Linked DNA regions of Homo sapiens: all the other regions are linked to region 1. Evidence: chromatin contacts called from ENCODE Hi-C or POLR2A ChIA-PET data. All regions are on one chromosome and are shown on one strand. The core of a region is the stretch at or near the end of the contact, and the rest is flanking DNA. Distances in the headings are between cores, read along the strand shown.

Region 1 (3,552 bases), core at 442-2,941:
GGGCACACAAAACCCATGATATTACAGATACTGTTGCTTAGGATAAGGCTAAAGTAAATAGTGCCTATTTAAGTGTTTTTAAAAATGTGTTGATTTAAAAACAAATGTTAAATAGTAATGTTTCAAGTAATAGCTATGGCAGAAATGGTAGAAGTGGTCCTTTAAAGTCTTTCAAATGCATTGTATGATATCACATTTATTCCTCAGAACAACCTTGTAAATTGGAAACCAAAGTCCAGAAAAATAATAGAACTTACTCAACTCACTAAGATAACAGATCAAACTTTCCTCCTTTACCATAATACCCTTTTGCATATAGAAAGATTTAGTTTAATTCTTGAATATGGGTGTCTGACCTGTGTTTTCATACTCCATCTCCTCAAAAAGATTGCTTTAGCTTTCTAAATCAAATCCTTCACCTTCAGAACAATAAAAGAGGCATACCAGAGTCATTTTGGTGTATTTCTAAGCATATTTACAAAATATACAAGGAAAAGGACCTGATTCCCTGGCTGGGTGAGTGAAACGTTAATTCTTCACCTTGGCACCTCAACCTACAGCTGTAATAAGGGCCGTTATGCCCAAATAGGCCCTTAAACGGAAGACCTGCTGAGCAGAGACCCACTTTCCCAGCCCTGCTCAACTGCCTCAGCTTTTCTGCCAACTGACCAGGCGGAAGCAGCAGCAGGGGAGGAGGGACTGCAGGTAGGTGGGGAGGGGATCATTTTGAAAGCCCTGAATCCCTTGCAGGGAAGAAGCAGCTGCTCCTTGTTTTTCTAAACATCTGTCCCATCTGTCCCAGGCCTCAGCTCACCCTTTCGTGGCTCGAGCCAGTTAAACGTGAATTTGACAAGGAAGCACTTCTGAAGGCTGGTTTGTGAGTGGAAATGAACCTAAGTGCCACCTAGAAAGTTTCTTCTATTGAGAAGAGGTGAGTAGTGGGTCTTCAGCGGGACGGCTATTACCTTCCTTCATTTTACTCTCACAAAACATACAGCTTTTACTGATAGAGGCAGGATTTGTAACATCACCCAAATCATACTGTACGTCCTGAGGATATTATTTCACAACATAGAGGTACTTCTAGAGCCCATATTTTAACGTCTAGGAGAGCCACAGTCTTTGATTTGAAGGAGAAATAACGATATTGCACACACCATATCACCTTTATGGTAGAACAAGCTGTGAACAACTAGTGCGTGTGGCGTTTATCACATTTAACAGCGTGTTGCTTTTATTTGTCTCCTCTGCCACACTGCTCCTTGAGAACAGGGACGTTATTTTTATTGTTATTTTCCCCTCGTATTCAGAACCGTGGCTGGAACTTGGCAGGCATGAAATAGACATTTATGAATGAATGAACGTTAACGAAGAAAAAAAAAGGAACTGGATGATTCATTTGGTTCTCCGAAGGCGGGTATGGGGGACGGGGCTCGGACTTTGGCCCAGTCACCGAGTGAGGCACAGTCCCAAAGTCCTGCAGGTCCGCCTCCAGTCACGGCCGACCCGGGTCTGCAACTGGTGCACAAGCCTCCTGAAGCGAGGCTGCGCGCGTCCTGCACGGTCCCGCCCCAAAGGCACGCAGACACGCCCCCTTTCCTGGTCATTCCCCCTGCGAAGTCAGTTCCACTCTAGTTACAGGATTGGGGCGGGGCCAGAAAGGCGCAGGCGCAACGGGCGGCGGAAGTAGGAGCCTGGGAAGGAAGAGGGAACGGGTCCTGGCGGTGCTTTGCAAAGGGCCCGTGTTTCTGTTGCGGGAAGCTCCCGGGGGTCGCACGTGCGTCCGAGCCCAAGCCCCTCCCCTCCACTCCCCTTCCTGCGTGCCCCGGAGCCGCCAAGCGGCTACGTTCTTCTCGGCCCGCCGAGATGGCGCTCGACCCCGCAGGTACCGGGGCGGGAAGCGGGGTTTGCCGAGGGGCCTCGCCCCGGGTCTCACGCCGCGGGCCATGCGGGCTGGATGCCGACCTGGGAAAGGTGCAGAGCTCTGGGTAGCATTGCTTCCACCAGCGTCTCCTCATACCCGGCGGCTGCTTCGCCCGGTCTGAGGTCATCTTCTCACTTGTTGGGGATTATGGTTATCTGAGGTTGCGTTTGTTGTCTAAAGTATCATCCATTGTGGTTTCCAACTTAACGCGACTAGTCTCTTCATTGTCACCCTCTTTTCGCCCCTTAAGGTCACAGATGCATTTAATGTATGCTGCAGACACTCTGGCCCCAGAAAAATTTGTATATTTGTTCTGGCGCACAGTTTTACATTTCTGTTTGGGAGTTCATGGACCCCGAGTTCATCCTTGTAACCCAACTTAAAAACATATTTCAAAGGATCCATCACTATGGCAGGAGTCAGTTTCTTTGGAAAGGATCTTCAAAATCTTGAATGTTGTTTTAATCTCTTTGCTTCCAGCCACTTCCGTTTGCAGCAATAGTTAACTTACCCTCGAATTCCCGTCCTTGTGGAAGGTCACCTGCAGTATCTTTGCGTTAGGCTATTTTTGCAAGGGAATAGATAACATTTTTGGAGGGAATGGTAGTTGGTCTAGTCCATTTCTTTCATTTTATGGATACAAAAAGTCAAAACATTGAGAGGTAAATGGCGTCAAACTTGGGAGATTCAGAAATGGAAAATGCTCTTTCGGAGCCTTCAAGGAGCATGGAAAATATATGTAGCACAGAAATAATGTTTTAATTGAACATGTTATTACCATGCTAAGTGTTCTCTATTATCCAACAATAATATGTGGTATGGTAGGTCCTTTTAGCTCCATTTTACAGATTAGGAAACTGAGGCGAAGAGAAGTTAAGTGACTAGTCCAGCAGGTAGTGGTAGATCAGGGAGTACTCTAATTTGAAGCATAGAGGAGTTCTGGAACATAATGATCATATTCATTTTGGACTAGGTGGTTATGAAGCAGTTAGCAGTTGATCTGGGCTTTGAGGGATGGAATTTCCAGTGGTTGGAGCTGGAGAAGAGGCAGCCCTATGAGCAAAGGTTTAGATAGTAAGGTGCACTGTGCGATGCTTGGTTTCAGGATGACTACCATGATTTGGTTCTTGAGGGTAGAAGGGGTAGAGTATAAGTGAGGGGTGAGTAAGGAAGGTTCAAGTTTAGGCCCATATAATTTATGGTATCTTTTTTTTTTATTTTACTGAAACGGAGTCTCACTGTCGCCCAGGCTGGAGTGCAGTGGCGCTATCTCGGCTCACTGTAGCCTCCGCCTACTGGGTTCAAGCAATTCTCCCACCGCAGCCTCCTGAGTAGCTGGGATTACGGGCGCCCGCCACCACGGCCGGCTAATTTTTGTATTTTTAGTAGAGATGAGGTTTCGCCGTGTTCGCCATGCTGGTCTGGAACTCCTGACCTCAAGTGATCTGCCTGACTTGGCCTCCCAAAGTGCTGGGATTACAGGTGTGAGCCACCGCACCCAGCCTAATTATGGTACTTCTGAACTTGAAGTGACCTTTAAAGTAATCTCATACGGATGAGGAGACTGAGAATGAGAGAGGTTAAAGATTTCCATATATCTACACTTTTTGAATTTAGACAAGGAAATT
Region 2 (3,552 bases), core at 463-2,962, 210 kb before region 1:
CATTTTTAAATTGAGTTATTTGGGATTTTGGTTTTTGTTTGTTTTTCTATTGAGCTATTTCTACTGCTTTCTATTGAGCTACATTTCTTATATTTTGGATATTAATTTCTAATCAGATACATGGTTTGAAAAATATATTCTCCATTCTGTAGGTTGTCTTTTTACCCTGTTGATTGTTTCCTTTGCTGTTCAGAAACCTTTTAGTCAGATATAAGCCCTCTTGTCTTTTTTGCTTTTGTTGCCTGTGCTTTTGGTGTGATATCCAATGCCAAGAAGCTTTTCCCCTATTTTTCTAGAGTTTTACAGTTTCAGGTCTTACATTTAAGTCTTTAATCCATTTTGAGTTGATTTCTATATGTGGTGTGAGATAAGGGTCCATTTTCATTTTTCTGTTGTGGACATTCAGTTTTCCCAATACCATTAATCAAAACTGCTACCCTTTCCTCATTTTGTGTTCTTGGCATGCTTGTTGAAGATCAGTTCAACGTGGGGTATGTAGATTTATTTTGGGGCTCTCTATTCTGTCTTTATGTCTATACATCTACTACTTAAAAAGGAAGCCAGGAAAGCAATCCTATTTATAATGGCTAAAAAAGGAACAAAATACTTTACCATTTATTATAAGTAAGTTCCTGAGGTATTTCTGATGAATCCGGCTCATCTTTTCTCTCCTGTCATAACTGCTGTCTTCATTCATGTTCCTGCACCTGATCCAATCATATGAGGTTTGTGTGTGTTTGAGTCAGGGTAGAAGAAGAGTCACGTGGTTTTCAAAAGTGCTGTGAATGAGCTGCTTCACTTAAAATGATAAATCTATAACATTAGATATAGAAGGCCTAGAACAAGCATGGGAGGAGAGGACCAGCCCAAGATAGAAAAGGGGACACAAAAGTGAGATTGAAGACAAATTTTCCTACTGCACATTCTTTCTTTTTCTTTTCTTTTCTCTTTTTTCTTTTCTTTTTTCCTCTTCTTTTCTCTTCTCTTCTCTTCTCCTTTCTTTCTTTCTTTCCTTCCTTCCTTCCTTCCTTCCTTCCTTCTTGTTTCACCCTTGTCACCCAGGCTAGAGTGCAATGGCATGGTCTTGGCTCACTGAAACCTCCACCTCTGGATTTCAAGTGATTCTCCCATCTCAGCCTCCCAAGTAGCTGAGACTACAGGCAAGCACCTTTGTGCCTGGCTATTTTTTTGTATTTTTAGTAGAGACGGGGTTTCACCATGTTGGCCAGGCTGGTCTGAAACACTTGGCATCAGGTGATCCGCCCACCTCAGCCTACCAAAGTGCTGGGATTACAGGCGTGAGCCACTGCGCCTAGCCCTACTTCAAATTCTTTAATAGCTTTGTATTGGAACCTTATCTCCATTCTATCTTCCTGGGGCCCAACTTGCTTAATGGAAAACCAAATCAGGAACAAATAGGACTGGGAGGAGTGGAAGTCACATCTTTTGTGAGCAGGAACAGATTTGAATGTGTGCATCCTAGCAAACATGGTGTCATTGTGATCTGTTGCTCTGTGCCATCCACATCTCTTCACTGTAATTAGCAGAAGAATCTAGAGTTTAACAGAAGCAGATCTCACTTTAGTGAGCCATGAAAACAATTTCAACTCTGCTTACCTTGGCTTCTTTGAATTTCAAGCAGAGGAGGTACCGCAGTCCATTTTAAGTGAGACCAGAATCTTCTTTCCTCTTGCTCATTCCTTTGTAAGCTCCTATAAAATAAAACCACCAGATTCCCAGAAGATAAAAATCCATTCTCTCCCTCCCCCTCACATAAGTGCATCCTCACGTATTCACAGGCTTCTGCAGATTTTAATAAGGTCCCCTGTGTGGATCTCTTCAAATACGGGCAAAATACTCAGAGTGAGAAAATGTCACATCTAATCAAGGGTGCTATAAATGCAGCACCCGTGGCAGGCGGACAGCTCACAAGTGGCTTGAACCAAATCACAGTCTTTCTCTGTTGGAAACCAAAATTGAAGAAACTCATTTTGGGTCTTCATTTTGGTTATTTCAATTAAATACTCAGGGTTTTTTTTAAAAGGAAAAGTATATTGGAATTGGGCAAACGGCATATCCTGCTAATGGTGACAGAACCTCAGAACTTTATTTCCTGGAGGAAAAAAAGTGTTTTAGAGACCAGTGAGTGCTCCCTTTAAACATAAACACCTAAACATAAAGGCACAACCACCCCTAGCTCCCCAATTCTTTCTGACGCTACATTTCTGCTTATATTACTGTAACTCAGTTGTCTTCACCCTGGAGTTCTTCAGTCCTATGGCTTTAAGTCAACATTCCATGTTTTGCAGATGTCCAGAGCTTCTCCCAGTATCTCTGAAAGGACTGGTTCAGGACAGTGGTTCTTAACCCAGGTGATTTTGCCCATAGAGGATATTTGTAAAAGTGTAAAACCTGTTTGATTGTTACAACTGGGGAGAAGAGTGGTGCTAGAGGTAGAGACCTGGGTTGCTGCTAAACATCCTATGATGTTCAGGATGGCACCTCACAACCAAGAATTATTGGGCCCCAGATGTTAATAGTGCCAAGGCTCAGAAACCTTGTCCTAGGGATTTGTATTTCTGTTTAGGCAATCTCCATCACAGCCATTGCAGGCTGCTTCTCTCTTATCATGAGGTTCTGTCTGCAGGCCTTGGCTTGGACCTGAGCCTCTGCTAGTTTCACTGACTGCAGCTCTGAGATTTTGTCCTGTCTCTGTGAGATGCTGCTGCCACTATGTTGATATCAGTAGAGTGTTGAGTTAGGAAACATTACAGTCCTCTTTATTAGACTTGCCCTTCATTCCCCTCTCACATAAAGGTCTCATAGCCTTTGACTGAAGTTTTGGGGTCAAAGAGGGAGAGAACTGCAGAGTTCAGTCAAGAGAACAAATTAATATATATTCATTCAATTGTCCTTTAATTTAATTTTTCTCCAAAGACATTTCCCTGCTAGGACTTTCACATGGTCTGTCTTTTCTCCTGAGAACCTGCCATGTAACTTACCTCTCCTTGCCCTCAATCTGCAGCTGTCAGTCCTGATCTTCCCAACCCTTGCATTCCCAAATCTTCCTCCTTTATTATGCTTTGATCTCTGTCTGCATAGTCCCCACCCAAACAGCTTTTGATCTATTTCTGCATTTGAAAAACCTCAGAATGGCGTTTGCTAAATCCAAAAGCCTCCAACTTCAGTATTACACACACACACACAAAACTCACAGAAACTTATAAATTACAGTATTTTCTTAAACATACTGTGGATCAAAATTTCAGTCAGGGATCCCTCTGAAACAAGTCTTTGAAGTCTGAGAGGAGAATAAAATTTTATTTTCTCCCTAATGGAGCAAGGAGAGGATATGTGGATTTTCTTTTGTTTTATATTACTAGAAGAGGAAGAGTTAGCTCCAATGACTTGTTTCCATGGCTCTATGGTTGGCCCAGACAACCTGTTAATACCTAGGTGTATCAGTATTCTATTTCTATGTAACAGATTTCCATGTGGTTAGCAGTTTAAAATAACATCCACTTATTATTTCACCGTTCTGTTGATCAAAAG
Region 3 (3,552 bases), core at 519-3,018, 190 kb before region 1:
AGTGGTCAACTTAACCTACTGGTCATGTGTTGGCATCCCTCCCTGAAATCAAGGAGCTTCTCCAAAAATTCTCTCCCATTTCCTGAACTGAGTTCCACAGAATACTATTTCCATGGAATGTCATTTGTGTTTAAAAACAACAACAACAAAAGGTTTATGTGGTGAGATGAGATGAGCAAATATTCATTTGTGAGAATCTGTTTTGAACAAACTTAAACAAAAAGCAGGACTCCTCAGAACCTTTCATATGTGTGTGTGCCTTGTGAATCTCCACAAGCAAATACGGCATACAAGGTTTCCCGAACTTACTTGACAAAGGAGCTCATTTAATTCTCTCATTCACAATACCTACTGTTTCATATAATACAGTTTGGGAATTTCTGTCAACCTCATAATTTCTTTTTCTAATAACAGGAAAGACTACTTCCAGTTCTAAAAATCCAACACTATATTTCATCCCCTGGTCAGAATCCCACCACCAGCTCCTAGCTGATTTGCTGACCAGGTGTAAGTGGCACAACTGGATTCCAACCTCTCCTGCCTGAGTTTACCACTGTCTCATCTCTTCAGGTGCTAGAGATGCGTCTTTTATAGAGAGTAGATTTTTGAAATTGGATTCATCACAGTTATATTTTATGATTACTTCACACATATGATAACACCAAAAAGAATGTGCTCTCACATCACCCCAAGTTAATTCATAGCCCAGGGGTATATAATGTTATCTCCCCTACCAGATAGTCAGCATGTACCCTTCTGCTCCCTCTTAACAAACTAAGTCTTTAAATCTGTTTCTTAGTGAGTAGCCATAACACATCATAAAGGATCCCGGATATTTAATGAGATAAAAATAGATATGACTATACTTTTCTTTCAAGCCATAGCTAGTCTTCTTGTTCATAAAATAAAGCCTCATTTAGTGGCTGGTGCCTGTAATCTTAGCACTTTGGGATGCCGAGGTGGGCGGATTGCTTGAGCTCAGGAGTCCAAGACCAGCCTGAGCAACATAGCAAGACCTCATCACTATTTAAAATAACAACAACAACAACAACAAAACCTTTATTTAAAAGGAAAATAGTTTCTCTTTACAACTATATATCTATCTGATAACTTTTGATTTCTGAAAACAAGAAAATATAGTGATATACTGCCCTTTTGATTGCTATTTGAACATTATTTCAGTTTTCTTCAAAAGTAAGAATAGCTGGGTGCGGTGGCTCATGTCTGTAATCCCAGCACTTTAGGAGGCCGAGGCGGGTGGATCACGAGGTCAGGAGTTCGAGGCCAGCTTAACCAACATGGTGAAACCCCCGTCTCTACTAAAAATACAAAAATTACCCAGGTATGGTAGCACCTGCCTGTAATCCCAGCTACTCAGGAGGCTGAGGTAGGAGAATCGATTGAACCCAGGAGCAGAAGTTGCAGTGAGTCGAGGTCGTGCCACTGCACTCCAGCCCGGGTGACAGAGCGAGACTTTGTCTCAAAAAAAAAAAAAAAAAAAGTAAGAATAAATTCAATTTGGAGAAGCATTTATTTTGATTAAGTCAAAAAATTCTGTACATATCTTATTCTGTGTGTGTGTTAAGTGTGGGTTCTTAGCATTTGGAAGAAAACAAAGATTGCTGAGGGTAGGAGGAGGTGTCTCCTGTTTTCACAGAGATTTCAATGCTTGAGTCATCCTTGTCATTTTCAAACTCAACTGCTTAAAACTGAGTCACAGGGGTGGGGTGAAGTGGGGATTAAACTGAGTTTTGAAATAAATCTAACAACTGCAATAGGTAGTCACCCACAACAGTCACCCAAGGAGGCCACCTCACACATTGCTCCCTCATATACATTTTCTGGTTCTTTTCCATCACTCCCTGGAAAGAATGTGTTAGGCTGTGTTCACTTCCCAAACATGCCCTCTCCTCTTGGAAATGACGTGGTTACTAGCAAAACAACTCTAAATATTTGGACTTTTATAGCTTACCACCAATATATCCTGAGGTTTTCCATATGGAACAATAGTTAACTTATTAAAACCGTTGGAATAAAAATCAACCATTTTTTATTCTTATATCTCTGCATTATTGTGAGGAATAAATGAGTTGGTATTTGTAGGATAATTTGAGTAGGGCTTAACACAGAGTGTGTGTACTTAGTAAATGTAAATAATAAATGTCAGCTATTACTACTACTATCACTACTTCTACTATTACCATTGCTATCAGTGCCTCATTCAATCTCAGAGTGTTTCCTTGAAAATTAGACCTGTGAAGTGTGTTTTAGAACCCTGCTTCTCAAAGTGTAGTTCACACGGTCTGCAGACCAGCAGTGGCAGTATTACCAGGTAGCTTGTCAGAAACACAGAATCTTTAGTTCCTTCCCAGATCTACAGAACCAGAACTTGTGTTTTAACAAGATCCATAGATTGTTCATATATACATTAATATTTGAAAAGCACTCAGACAGCAGAATATTCTGGCTAATGGGATATACAGATTATCAATTCTCAAAGACTTCAAACAAGAATACAGCAAAAGAAACTTACTCTTCTAAATTCTGAGGGACAAACCTGAGACACCAGAGGTCTGCTTAAATGCCCTGTATTCTCAGGACACTCGTTGCTAAGAAGGGAGAACTGAAAGAATGAAGGCATGGTTATCACTAGTGCTTATTGACTATCGGACAGTTCATCTTGTATATTTCTTTGGCACCTCAAATATAATATGTCCAAAATCAAACTCCTGGACTCTGTATTAGGTTGGATTTTCCAGACACACATGCTGAAATAAAGATTCCTGTGACAGTGATTTATTAGAAATGTTTCCAGAAAAATCTAGTAAGGAAGAGGAGAAGTGGAACTGGAAGAGAAAGAAGCTAAGTAAGGAAGAAATGTCCAGTGAAAGCCTGTGGGGAAGGAGAAGTAATTGTGATTCAGTCACTCAGGGGACTCTGGAGATAGTGTAAGTCCTAGCAACACAAAGTGTGGTCTGTACACCGGCAGGTCGACATCACTAGAAAACATGCTAGATGTGCAAAATCTCAGACCCCACACTAGTTCTACCAAATTGAAATACGCATTTTAATACAATCCTCCAAGTGATTCATAGGAGTGTTAAAATTTGAAAAATACTGGTATATTTCATTATATCAAAGCAGTTCTAACTAGGAGCAAAGATGGTGAAGTATTTATATTCCATCGCTGTGTCAGTCTTTGGTTAAGGGCTGGTCCCAGAGTCCTTAATTTCCTTAGTAAATTCCCTTCCACTTTCTGCCCTCTGTGCATGCAGGCAAAGGAGTTTAAGCAGGCTGAGGTCAGCCCCTGGCAAGGAGACCCAGGATCTGGCTGCGCTCAAGTGTTGGTTAAGAGTGAAAACACACCAGGAACTTGTATGCAGGGAACTGATCTAGAAATCCTAGGAGATTAGAGGCAGAAAACAAACAAGGCTTGCTAGTCTCCATTTACCTTTTTCCTCATTCTGCTCCTTCTCTGGTCTTTTCTAGCACATACATTCTTTGCCATCCATAGAACTCTGAGATCACTTTCTCTCACTTTCCAAGACCAAT

What was found. A loop is a pair of places that touch in the nucleus more often than their neighbours do. ChIA-PET counts read pairs that join two places held with the same protein, here RNA polymerase II (POLR2A). Pooled maps may share reads with other maps.
Region 2: a map with no recorded cell type shows a loop between it and region 1 (2.3-fold over the local background). The contact joins the promoter of LINC01967 here to the promoter of CMC1 in region 1. A Hi-C loop is called at or near these places in 2 of 168 maps with a recorded cell type or tissue (GM12878 and PC-3), 8 of 37 single-sample maps with no recorded cell type and 5 of 50 pooled maps. POLR2A ChIA-PET finds 5 or more read pairs at or near these places in 2 of 52 experiments (GM12878 and Panc1).
Region 3: a loop to region 1 is called in a map of PC-3, with 10 times the contacts of the local background. The contact joins the enhancer-like site here to the promoter of CMC1 in region 1. A Hi-C loop is called at or near these places in 2 of 168 maps with a recorded cell type or tissue (MCF 10A and PC-3), 1 of 37 single-sample maps with no recorded cell type and 11 of 50 pooled maps. POLR2A ChIA-PET finds 5 or more read pairs at or near these places in 2 of 52 experiments (GM12878 and WTC11).

Annotation. Positions count from the first base shown.
Region 1 is chr3:28,239,928-28,243,479 of GRCh38, forward strand. CMC1 (C-X9-C motif containing 1) reads left to right here and starts at 1,692. Exons shown (of 4, transcript NM_182523.2): 1 at 1,692-1,885. The coding sequence starts at 1,867. RefSeq lists a silencer at 1,905-1,984.
Region 2 is chr3:28,026,892-28,030,443 of GRCh38, forward strand. It overlaps LINC01967 (long intergenic non-protein coding RNA 1967), which reads right to left and starts at 1,713. Exons shown (of 3, transcript XR_001740553.2): 1 at 1,618-1,713.
Region 3 is chr3:28,052,188-28,055,739 of GRCh38, forward strand. No RefSeq gene overlaps it. Among named protein-coding and RNA genes, the nearest start is that of LINC01967, 25 kb to the left of the region's middle. Within about 2 kb of position 1,769, at least 2 of the 41 ENCODE cell types and tissues checked have a DNase peak (open chromatin) inside an H3K27ac peak, as active enhancers do; they include PC-3, where a contact is called at or near this core.